Linked DNA regions of Homo sapiens: region 2 is linked to region 1. A link is a contact called in ENCODE Hi-C data. All regions are on one chromosome and are shown on one strand. The core of a region is the stretch at or near the end of the contact, and the rest is flanking DNA. Distances in the headings are between cores, read along the strand shown. Region 1 has its middle 15 kb from the start of CD27. Region 2 holds the start of AICDA (activation induced cytidine deaminase).

Evidence for each region. A loop is a pair of places that touch in the nucleus more often than their neighbours do. Pooled maps may share reads with other maps.
Region 2: a pooled map shows a loop between it and region 1 (2.5-fold over the local background). The contact joins the promoter of AICDA here to the enhancer-like site in region 1. A Hi-C loop is called at or near these places in 2 of 37 single-sample maps with no recorded cell type and 2 of 50 pooled maps.

The regions. Positions count from the first base shown.
Region 1 is chr12:6,427,137-6,433,505 of GRCh38, reverse strand. No RefSeq gene overlaps it. Among named protein-coding and RNA genes, the nearest start is that of CD27, 15 kb to the left of the region's middle. RefSeq lists an enhancer at 6,289-6,369. Within about 2 kb of position 2,850, at least 31 of the 41 ENCODE cell types and tissues checked have a DNase peak (open chromatin) inside an H3K27ac peak, as active enhancers do.
Region 2 is chr12:8,609,675-8,616,043 of GRCh38, reverse strand. AICDA (activation induced cytidine deaminase) reads left to right here and starts at 3,185. Exons shown (of 5, transcript NM_020661.4): 1 at 3,185-3,284. The coding sequence starts at 3,277.

The DNA of each region.
Region 1 (6,369 bases), core at 1,601-4,100:
GTAGATTAATTTGCATGAATGTCAAAAATATAATATTGTACATCGTGAATGTACTTCATGCCCCCTGAATTATACATTTAAAAATAGTTTAAATGGTAAATTTTATGTATATTTTACCACAATATAAATAAATAAATAGATAGAAAAACATGTTAAGTGATAGTGCACAAACACACAGAAGCAAGGCATAGAAAAGTACATACGATTCCATTTATAAAGTTCAAAAACAGGCAAAATGAAGCAGTTTGCTGTTCAGGGTGCACACAGATGGTAGAACTAGAAAGGAAAGTGAGGAAGTGATAGACACAAGCCAGAGCTGCTTCCCCCGGTGAGGAGGGAAGGTGTGATCAGGGCGCTTCGAAGGTTCTACTAATCTTCTGATCTGAACGTGGGTTTTCAATGTGTTATTTTTATGTACTATTTTACATATCTTAGTTCACAATAAAAAGTACAAATTATATTTTAAAAATTGGAGGTGAAAATGAAAAAAAATGGAAAATTATAGAGAAGACTCAGGTTCCCTTTGATCAATCTCCTCCCCCAATCCCTGGTCCTCTCCCTACCTCCTTAGTGTAGGCACTGTTTTCAGATTATTGAGTATTCTTCCAGAACTTTCCTAGACAAAAAAGTTATGTGTGTTGTTGTGGGTGTTTTTTGTTTTTTGTTTTTGTTTTTGTTTTTTGACAGAGTCTCTGTTGCCAAGGCTGGAGTGCAGTGGCACATTCTCAGCTCACTGCAGTCTCCACCTCCTGGGTTCAAGTGATTCTCCTGCCTCAGCCACCCAAGCAGCTGGGACCACAGGTGTGCACACCCGGCTAATTTTTGTATTTTTAGTAGAGATGGGGTTTCACCATGTTGGCCAGGCTGGTCTTGAACTCCTGACCTCAATTGATCCAGCTGTCTCAGCCTCCCACAGTGCTGAGATTACAGGCATGAGCCACTGTGGTAGGCATATGTTTATGTTTTTAAAAATTATTTTCTTTCCTTCTTATTTTTTGAGGTGGAGTCTCGCTCTTGTTGTCCAGGCTGGAGTGCAATGGCATGATCTCGGCTCACTGCAACCTTCACCTCCTGGGTTCAAGCAATTCTCCCATCTCAGCCTCCCGAGTAGCTGAGATTATAGGCGCCCCCCACCACATCTGGCTAATTTTTATATTTTAGTAGACATAGGGTTTCACCATGTTGGTCAGGCTGGTCTTGAACTCCTGACCTCAGGTGATCCGCCCATCTCGGCCTCCTGAAGTGCTGGGATTATAGGCGTAAGCCACTATGCCCGGCCTGTTTGTTTGTTTGTTTGTTTTTGTTTTTGTTTTGAGACAGAGTCTCGCTCTGTCACCAGGTTGGAGTGCAATAGCATGATCTTGCCTCACCGCAACCTCCGCCTCCCAGGTTCAAGCGATTCTCCTGCATCAACCTCCCGAGTAGCTGGAATTACAGGTGCATGCCACCATGCCCAGCTAATTTTTGTATTTTTAGTAGAGATGGGGTTTTGCTATGTTGGCCAGGATGGTCTCGATCTCCTGACCTCGTGATCCACCTGCCTCAGCCTCCCAAAGTGCTGGGATTACAGGCGTGAGCCACCACGCCCGGCCAGCCTGTTTTAAAAAATTATTTTATTTTCTACTTAAAATGTTATTAAGCAATAATCAAATATTTCTTACTCTGATTTCTTGGCCCCACTCCTCCTGAGGATTCTCTGCTTGAATTTTTCAGAGCAAGGGCGACCCCTGTCTTAGGAGAGGTAGGAGAGTGCCTCATGGACAGCATCTGGTTGTTCCTTCTCCCTGGCAAGGGGCCTGCCTCTCTTTTTCATACCTGAGATGACCGACAGCAGTAACATCTGACTTTGTCTTTTCCTTTCTTATTTGGGGCATCGCAGGCTACCTATATTTGCTGAAGGAAATCTTACACAAAGCTGCGATAATTCTAGCACAGAGCAAGAAATAGAGCCTAAGGAACAAACCACCCATTTTCTCTCCACTCGGTAAAAAATTATCTCTGGGAAATGAAATAGCCCAAGTCTGGCAGTTCCATGTTCTTCTTCTTTTTGTGTTTTAGAGACAGCCTTGCTTACTCACCCAGGCTGGAGTGCAGTGGCACAATCATGGCTCACTGTAGCCTCGAATTCCTGGGCTCAAGAGATCTTTCTACCTCAGCCTCCAGAGTATCTAGGACCAGAGGTGCACACTACCACGCCTGACTGATTTTTAATTTTATGTAGAGACTGGGTCTCTTTATGTTTCTCAGGCTGGTCTCAAATTCCTGGCCTCAAGAAATCCTTCCACCCCAGCCTCTCAAAGTGCTGAGATTACAGGCATGAACCACTGCCCCTGGTCCATGTTCTTCTTATATTGCTTTTCTAAAGTACTTCTTTTTGCAGATAGAGAAAGGCTTGTTAACTGGCCTCATGACTCAGCCTGCCAGGCACAATTGTCCATCGGCCCCAGCACAGTTGTATTTTTGTGTTTGTTTTGTTCTTTCCATAAATGATATACAGTATGTATCCTACGATTTGCTTTTCGTGCTTTTAATCCAGTTATATGTCTTGGAGATCATTTCATTTTATACTTCTAGAACTACTCGTTTCGTTAAATAGAGAATGGATGTGCAGAGGCTTTTTAGCCATTCTCCTGGTTCCCGAATACTTAGGTTGTTCCCAACAATGCACTATCGTAAGTGGTGTTGCATAAACATCTCATACTTCGCTGTGCATGTGGGAGTGTCTCTCTAGAATAAGTGCGGGGCATCGGAATCGCTGAGTCACAGGGTGTGCACATTTTTCACTTTAACAGATGCTGGCGAGTTGCCCTCCAGAGTGGCCCTACCAATTCACACTCCCACCAGCAGTGGAATGATAGCACATATTTCCTCACGTCCTGCCAGGCTTTCGTATTAGCAAACTGTTTTTGAGCATCTCATTGGAGGAAAGTGCTGTCTCATTGTTTCAGTGTGCACTCTTCCCATTCCCGGGGAGGCTGAGCGTCTTTCCATGATCGCGCTGTTTGTGTTTCCTCTTTTGTGACCAAGGCCTTTTTACCCTTATGTCACCACCAGTGTTCTGAAGTCCACCCTTGGCTCTCCCCCACAGCAATCTTGTCCTCCAGACCCAACCTGCATTGCCTCTGCCAATCACAGGGGTGCCAAACATGGTATACACTTGCCATCTGCCCTGGGGGCTGAAAAAAGCCTCGTGGTGACAGGGGAGATCTCTGCTGTCCCTCCCTTACTAATGTCAGGGGACTTCAGACCTCCACAGAGGGTGTGTCCTTTACCTCACTTGTCACACGGCAGCTGGGACTTGCGTGACCCCTAAACTCCTTCTGCTTCAGCATTTGATGACCCCCCAAACTGCACTGACCTCCAGCCCAAACTGAAGGGATCCCTGGTGCCTGTTGACTTTTACTGAGATGAAATGAATCATTTTAATAATTTAAAAATGTACAATTCAGTGGCTAGACTTTTACTGAGATAAAATGAATCATTTTCATCATTTAAAAATGTGCAATTCAGTGCTTTTACTATATTCACAAAGATGTGCAAATATCACAGATACATTTCTATTTTTGAAAAAGTTATAACTACCCTAGTTGGTGTGAAGTGGTATCTTATTGTGGTTTTGATTTGTATTTCACTAAGACTAATGATGTTGAGAATCTTCTTATGTGCTCATCGCCATTTGTATATTTTCTTTGGAGAAATGTCTGTTCAAGTCCTTTGCCCGTGTTTAAATTAAATTATTTGTGTCTTTTGTTGCTGAGTTGCAAGAGTTTTTTTTTTTTTCTTTTTGATATTATGAATTCTAGACCTTACTAGATAAGTGATTTGAAAATATTTTCTCTGGCCCGGGGCGGGGGCTCACACCTGTAATTCCAGCACTTTGGGAGGCCGAGGCGGGCAGATCACGAGGTCAGGAGATCGAGACCATCCTGGCTAACACAGTGAAACCCCGTCTCTACTAAAAATTAAAAAAAAAAAAAAAAAAAATTTAGCCAGGCGTTGTGGCGGGCGCCTGTAGTCCCAGCTACTCGGGAGGCTGAGGCAGGAGCATGGTGTGGAACCCGGGAGGCAGAGTTTGCAGTGAGCCGAGATCGCACAACTGAACTCCAGCCTGGGCGATAGAGCGAGACTCCGTCTCAGAAAAAAAAAAAAAAAAATTTATCCCATACTGTGGGTTGTCTTTTTACCTTCTTAATAGTGCCCTTTGATGCATAAAAATTTCACATTTTGGGCCGGGCATGGTGGCTCATGCCTGTAATCCCAGCACTTTGGGAGGCCAAGGCGGGCGGATCACGAAGTCAGGAGATGGAGACCAGCCTGGCCAATATGCTGAAACCCCGTCTCTTAAAAATACAAAAAATTAGCCGGGCGTGGTGGCGGGCGCCTGTAGTCCCAGCTACTCGGGAGGCTGAGGCAGGAGAATGGCGTGAACCCAGGAGGCGGAGCTTGCAGTGAGCAGAGATCACGCCACTGCACTCCAGCCTGGGAGACAGAGCGAGACTCCGTCTCAAAAAAAAAAAAAAAAGTTTCACATTTTGATGAAGTCCAGTTTATCTACTGTTTCTTTTGTTGCCTGTGCTTTTGGCATCATATTTGAGAAACTGTTGCCGAATCCAAACTCATACAGATTTTCACTTATATTTCCCTCTAAGAGTTTTATAGTTTTAACTCTTAAATTTAGTTCTTTGATTTATTTTGAGTTAAATTTTTTATCTGGTTTTAGGTAGGGGTCCAACTTCATTCTTTTACTTGTGGATATGCAGTTGTCCTAGCACTGCTTCTTGAAAAGACTATTCTTTTCACACAGAATGGTCTTGGCACCCTTGCTGAAATTAATTGACAATAGATGTATGGGTTGATTTCTGGACTCTAAATTGTATTCCATTGATCTGTATGTCTGTCTTTAGGTCAATACCATGGTTTTGATTACTGTAGCTTTATAGTAAGTTTCGAAATTGGGACTTCAACTTCGTTCTTCTTTTTCAAAATTATTTTGGCTACTCTGTGTCCCTTGCATTTGCATGTGAATTTTAAGATCAGCTTGTCCATTTATGCAAAAAAGAAGGCAGTTAGAATTTCGATGGGGATTGCATAGAGTCTGTAGATGAAATTGGGAAATATTGTTACCTTCAGTCCATGAACACAGATGTCTTTCCATTTATTTAGGATTTCTTTAATGTCTTTCAACAATGTTTTCTAGTTTTCAGTGTATGAGTCTTGCACTTTCTTTGTTAAATGTATACCAAGTTTTTTTTTTTTTTTCTCGAGACAGAGTCTCACTCTGTTGTCCAGGCTGGAGTGCAGCGGCCCAATCTCAGCTCACTGCAGCCTCTGCTTCCCAGGTTCAAGCGATTCTGCAGCCTCAGCCTCCCGAGTAGCTGGGATTATAGGTGCCTGCCACCACGCCTGGCTAATTTTTTGTATTTTTAGTAGAGACAGGGTTTTATCATGTCGGCCAGTCTGGTCTCGAACTCTTGACCTCAGGTGATCCGCCTGCCTTGGCCTCCCAAAATGTGGGAATTACAGATGTGAGCCACCGCACCTGGCCAATGTATGCCTAAGTATTTATTCTTTTTGATGCTATTGTAAATTGAGTTGTTTTTCCTAATTTCATTTTTTTTTTTTTTTGAGATGGAGTTTCGCTCTTGTTGCCCAGGCTGGAGTGCAATGGCGCAGTCTCGGCTCATTGCAATCTCCACCTCCTGGGTTCAAGTGATTCTCCTGCCTCAGCCTCCTGAATAGCTGGGATTACAGGCATGCGCCACACATGCCCAGCTAATTTTGTGTTTTTAGTAGAGACTGGGTTTTACCATCATGGTTAGGCTGGTCTCAAACTCCTGACCTCAGGTGATCCCGCCTGCCTCGGCCTCCCAAAGTGCTAGGATTACAAGCATGAGCCACTGTGCCCGGCCCCTAATTTCAATTTCATTTTCTTTCTTTCTTTTTTTCTTCTTCTTTTTTTTTTTTTAGACAGTGTCTCGCTCTGTCACCCAGACTGAGTGGGGAGTGCAGTGGTGCAACCTCGGCTCACTGCAGCCTGCACTTCCCGGGTTCAAGTGATCCTCCCACTTCAGCCTCCCGAGTAGCTGGGACTACAGGTGCATGCCATCATGCCTGTCTACTTTTTGTATTTTTTTGAAGACATGTGGTTTTGCCATGTTGCCCAGGCTGGTCTGGAACTCCTGGGCTCAAGTGATCCACCCGCCTTGGACTCTCAAAATGATTACAGGTGTGAGCCACTGCGCCCAGCCCCGAATTTCATTTTCAAGTTGCTCTTTGCCCATGTAGCAGTTGACATTTGAAGAAGGCAGTTGTTTTCTCCAGAGTTGGAAGGTGGCACCTTGAGGTGTAGGCGTGTTGCTATGACACCCT
Region 2 (6,369 bases), core at 1,936-4,435, 2.2 Mb before region 1:
GCCCAGTGTGGTAGTGTGCAGCTGTGGTCCCAGCTACTCGGGAGGCTGAGGTGGGAGGATTGTTTGAGCCCGGGAGGTCAACGCTGCAGTGAGCCAAGATCATGCCACTGCACACCAGCCTAGGCAACAGAGTGAGACTCTTGTCTCGAAAAAAAAAAAAAATTGTATACTGGAAATTTTCTAAGACAGTAGATTTCAGATGCGGTCACCACACACACATATCCATACAAGGTTACTATGTGAGGAGATGGATAAGTTAATTAGCTTGACTGTAGTAATCATTTCATTACAGATAACAAAACACCATGTTATGCACCTTAAATATGTGCCGTTTTTATTTAAAACAATAAAACAACCCAATTGTGTGTACCTGTGTGTTATTCTCTTGACAAATGGGTGAAAATATGATAAAAGCCCAACTCGCATCTGAGGATACAACTTAAAGGGATTAGATTTCAAATGCCTGCACCTTCCAGTTGACGCTGCAGATGAATTAGGAGTCTCCATTCTGCTCCTTGACCAACTGTCCTATAAAACTGAGAGTGCCAAAGGCAACTACCGTCTACTATCTTGCTGGTGCCCTGAGGAATTTTTTCAGCAATAATAATTTAGACAAGGCCAGGTGCAGTGGCTCACGCCTGTAATCCCAGCACTTTGGAAGGCTGATATGGGCAGATCACTTGACCCCAGGAGTTCGACACCAGCCTGGTCAACATGGAAAGGCCTCGTCTCTAAAGAAAAATACAAAAATGAGCTGGGTGTGGTGGCACATTCCTGTAGTCTCAGCTCCTCGGGAGGCTGAGGCAGGAGTGTCACTTGAGCCCAGGAGGTCAAGGCCTGCAGTGAGCCATGTTCATGTCACTGTAGTGCAGCCTGGGTGACAGAGAGAGACCCTCCTCAAAATAATAATTATTATTATTACATAATTATTAGAAATAATTATAATTATTATTTTGAATCTCATGGCTAATTAAAAAATAATTTAAACAGATTATTTTACTTGTCTTTAGTTTACTTAGGAGTGTATTTTAAGTGATAAGTGCTAAAGAGAAAAATAATTTAGGGGATGGAGGCAAGGGAGTGTCAGAATGGTGAGATTTTGTTGACATTTTAGATATGGTGACTAGGACAAATCTCAAATACCGGACAGTATTTGAATAAGGACATAAAATATATGATGGTGTAAGCCACAACCATACACAAAAAATAACATTTCAGCAGAGGGACCTCAAGGGCAGAGGAAGGAGTGTGCGCTCTTTGCGTGAGCAAGGGAGAGAGTGGAAGGAGATGCAGCCAGAGGGGTGAAGCAGAGCAGACGGTAGAGGGGCTTGTGGGCCATCTCAGGCTGCTGGCCTATACTGAGAGAATGGGAAGCCATGGAGGGTTATGACAGGGGAGTGACATGACCTTAAATATTCCAGAAGGAATACTCTAGTTGCCATGTGGAGAACAGACTGTAATCGAAGAAGGGGGAGGCAGGAAGGCCAGTTGGGAAGCAAAATGCAATAATCCAGGTTGCTTGGACCTGGAGGTAGTGAGAAGTGGTCAGTTTGTGGCTATATTCTGGAAGCAGAGATAACAGGATTTGCTAATGGAGTGTGCATGGAATTTAAAAGAAAGAGAGGAGCTGAGAGACACTCTGCCCAGGTTTTGCCAAGCAATTGGAAGAATACTGCTGTTTATTGAGATGGGAAAGACGGCAAGAAGAGTAGGTAAGGCAGAGAACAGGGGTTCTGTTTTAGACAGGCTGGAGGTGCTCAGACATCCAAATGGAGATTCTGAGAGGGAAGCTGGATACACTTGTCTTGAGTTTCAAGAAGTGGTCTGATAGATTTGCCTGTGTCCCCACCCAAATCTCATCTTGAATTGTAGTTCCCACAATTCCCACATGTCATGGGAGGGACCCAGTGGGAGGTAGTTGAACAATGGGGGTGGGTCTTTCCCATGCTGTTCTCATGATAGTGAATAAGTCTCACAAGATCTGATGGTTTTATAAAGGGATTTCCCCCTGCGTGAGCTCTCTCTTGCCTACCACCATGTAAGATGTCCCTTGCTCTTCTGCCATGATTGTGAGGCCTCCCCAGCCATGTGGAACTGTGAGTCAACTAAACCTCTTTCCTTTATAAATTACCCAGTCTCAGGCATGTCTTTATTAGCAGTGTGAGAACAGACGAATACATGGTCCAAGCTAGGGCTATTGATTTGAAAATCATCAAGGTATAGATGGTATCAAAGGCTTGAGGCAGGAAGAGAGCAGAGACCCTAGCTGCATTGCTTAGCATTGCATCCCTAGCACCTGGCATAGTTTCCATTAACAGTAGGCATGAAGTATCTACTCAGTGAATAAATAGAATGCATATGGGCTACAGTAGGAGAGAGAAATAAAATCTTTAATAGACCAAGTTCTATGAGAGCACAAAATTAAAGTCTTTTATTTGAAGATCTTAGCCTGTTTTCCAAATTCAGTGCAGCCAGTTAGACACTGAATCTGTCTGGTGAAACAAGCATTTTTGTATTTTGGGGGACTGCTGCTGCTTCTGACTCCAAATTAAGGATTTTTTTTTTTTCTAAAAAAGATGGCTCATGCAAAAATCACTCTTTGGTGTAAATATCTAGTCTTCAAGCAATTCTTGTAATGCAATCAGAAAGAAAAAAATCCATGGTTTGGGAGGCAAAATTTTTGTGTTCTAAATTCTATATAACTGAGTTCATTTGCTTAACTGCAAAGCAGGAGCTGCTAGTGCCTGTCTGTACTGAGGTTCAGAGAGACTGTGGGAATATGGGGGAATTAGAGGCTATCTGAGGCTCTTCAACACAATAACCCAAGAAGCTATTTAAATGCTCTTTAAGGTATTTACATAAATATTACTATTCTCATTGTGCTTTTATTTTGTGTTATCATGATTATAATTGAAGTGTCTACTGTTACTGCCTCCTGATCTTTGCTAGCTATGGAGCATGGACTGGGCTTTTAGAGCAGCAGCCCCAAAGGAACCTAAACATTAAAGCAGAGCTGCCCTCAATGGTTTAACCTGTGTGACTCTGCCTATGACAGCCCCACCCACCCATCTTCACTGGATCCAAATCAGGAGCAAGGCCGTTGGGGTACCTGGTGGGGGTGATGCTGTCAGGGGAGGAGCCCAAAAGGGCAAGCTCAAATTTGAATGTGAAGGGCCAATGCACTGTCAGACTAAGACAGAGAACCATCATTAATTGAAGTGAGATTTTTCTGGCCTGAGACTTGCAGGGAGGCAAGAAGACACTCTGGACACCACTATGGACAGGTAAAGAGGCAGTCTTCTCGTGGGTGATTGCACTGGCCTTCCTCTCAGAGCAAATCTGAGTAATGAGACTGGTAGCTATCCCTTTCTCTCATGTAACTGTCTGACTGATAAGATCAGCTTGATCAATATGCATATATATTTTTTGATCTGTCTCCTTTTCTTCTATTCAGATCTTATACGCTGTCAGCCCAATTCTTTCTGTTTCAGACTTCTCTTGATTTCCCTCTTTTTCATGTGGCAAAAGAAGTAGTGCGTACAATGTACTGATTCGTCCTGAGATTTGTACCATGGTTGAAACTAATTTATGGTAATAATATTAACATAGCAAATCTTTAGAGACTCAAATCATGAAAAGGTAATAGCAGTACTGTACTAAAAACGGTAGTGCTAATTTTCGTAATAATTTTGTAAATATTCAACAGTAAAACAACTTGAAGACACACTTTCCTAGGGAGGCGTTACTGAAATAATTTAGCTATAGTAAGAAAATTTGTAATTTTAGAAATGCCAAGCATTCTAAATTAATTGCTTGAAAGTCACTATGATTGTGTCCATTATAAGGAGACAAATTCATTCAAGCAAGTTATTTAATGTTAAAGGCCCAATTGTTAGGCAGTTAATGGCACTTTTACTATTAACTAATCTTTCCATTTGTTCAGACGTAGCTTAACTTACCTCTTAGGTGTGAATTTGGTTAAGGTCCTCATAATGTCTTTATGTGCAGTTTTTGATAGGTTATTGTCATAGAACTTATTCTATTCCTACATTTATGATTACTATGGATGTATGAGAATAACACCTAATCCTTATACTTTACCTCAATTTAACTCCTTTATAAAGAACTTACATTACAGAATAAAGATTTTTTAAAAATATATTTTTTTGTAGAGACAGGGTCTTAGCCCAGCCGAGGCTGGTCTCTAAGTCCTGGCCCAAGCGATCCTCCTGCCTGGGCCTCCTAAAGTGCTGGAATTATAGACATGAGCCATCACATCCAATATACAGAATAAAGATTTTTAATGGAGGATTTAATGTTCTTCAGAAAATTTTCTTGAGGTCAGACAATGTCAAATGTCTCCTCAGTTTACACTGAGATTTTGAAAACAAGTCTGAGCTATAGGTCCTTGTGAAGGGTCCATTGGAAATACTTGTTCAAAGTAAAATGGAAAGCAAAGGTAAAATCAGCAGTTGAAATTCAGAGAAAGACAGAAAAGGAGAAAAGATGAAATTCAACAGGACAGAAGGGAAATATATTATCATTAAGGAGGACAGTATCTGTAGAGCTCATTAGTGATGGCAAAATGACTTGGTCAGGATTATTTTTAACCCGCTTGTTTCTGGTTTGCACGGCTGGGGATGCAGCTAGGGTTCTGCCTCAGGGAGCACAGCTGTCCAGAGCAGCTGTCAGCCTGCAAGCCTGAAACACTCCCTCGGTAAAGTCCTTCCTACTCAGGACAGAAATGACGAGAACAGGGAGCTGGAAACAGGCCCCTAACCAGAGAAGGGAAGTAATGGATCAACAAAGTTAACTAGCAGGTCAGGATCACGCAATTCATTTCACTCTGACTGGTAACATGTGACAGAAACAGTGTAGGCTTATTGTATTTTCATGTAGAGTAGGACCCAAAAATCCACCCAAAGTCCTTTATCTATGCCACATCCTTCTTATCTATACTTCCAGGACACTTTTTCTTCCTTATGATAAGGCTCTCTCTCTCTCCACACACACACACACACACACACACACACACACACACACACACACAAACACACACCCCGCCAACCAAGGTGCATGTAAAAAGATGTAGATTCCTCTGCCTTTCTCATCTACACAGCCCAGGAGGGTAAGTTAATATAAGAGGGATTTATTGGTAAGAGATGATGCTTAATCTGTTTAACACTGGGCCTCAAAGAGAGAATTTCTTTTCTTCTGTACTTATTAAGCACCTATTATGTGTTGAGCTTATATATACAAAGGGTTATTATATGCTAATATAGTAATAGTAATGGTGGTTGGTACTATGGTAATTACCATAAAAATTATTATCCTTTTAAAATAAAGCTAATTATTATTGGATCTTTTTTAGTATTCATTTTATGTTTTTTATGTTTTTGATTTTTTAAAAGACAATCTCACCCTGTTACCCAGGCTGGAGTGCAGTGGTGCAATCATAGCTTTCTGCAGTCTTGAACTCCTGGGCTCAAGCAATCCTCCTGCCTTGGCCTCCCAAAGTGTTGGGATACAGTCATGAGCCACTGCATCTGGCCTAGGATCCATTTAGATTAAAATATGCATTTTAAATTTTAAAATAATATGGCTAATTTTTACCTTATGTAATGTGTATACTGGCAATAAATCTAGTTTGCTGCCTAAAGTTTAAAGTGCTTTCCAGTAAGCTTCATGTACGTGAGGGGAGACATTTAAAGTGAAACAGACAGCCAGGTGTGGTGGCTCACGCCTGTAATCCCAGCACTCTGGGAGGCTGAGGTGGGTGGATCGCTTGAGCCCTGGAGTTCAAGACCAGCCTGAGCAACATGGCAAAACGCTGTTTCTATAACAAAAATTAGCCGGGCATGGTGGCATGTGCCTGTGGTCCCAGCTACTAGGGGGCTGAGGCAGGAGAATCGTTGGAGCCCAGGAGGTCAAGGCTGCACTGAGCAGTGCTTGCGCCACTGCACTCCAGCCTGGGTGACAGGACCAGACCTTGCCTCAAAAAAATAAGAAGAAAAATTAAAAATAAATGGAAACAACTACAAAGAGCTGTTGTCCTAGATGAGCTACTTAGTTAGGCTGATATTTTGGTATTTAACTTTTAAAGTCAGGGTCTGTCACCTGCACTACATTATTAAAATATCAATTCTCAATGTATATCCACACAAAGACTGGTACGTGAATGTTCATAGTACCTTTATTCACAAAACCCCAAAGTAGAGACTATCCAAATATCCATCAACAAGTGAACAAATAAACAAAATGTGCTATATCCATGCAATGGAATACCACCCTGCAGTACAAAGAAGCTACTTGGGGATGAATCCCAAAGTCATGACGCTAAATGAAAGAGTCAGACATGAAGGAGGAGAT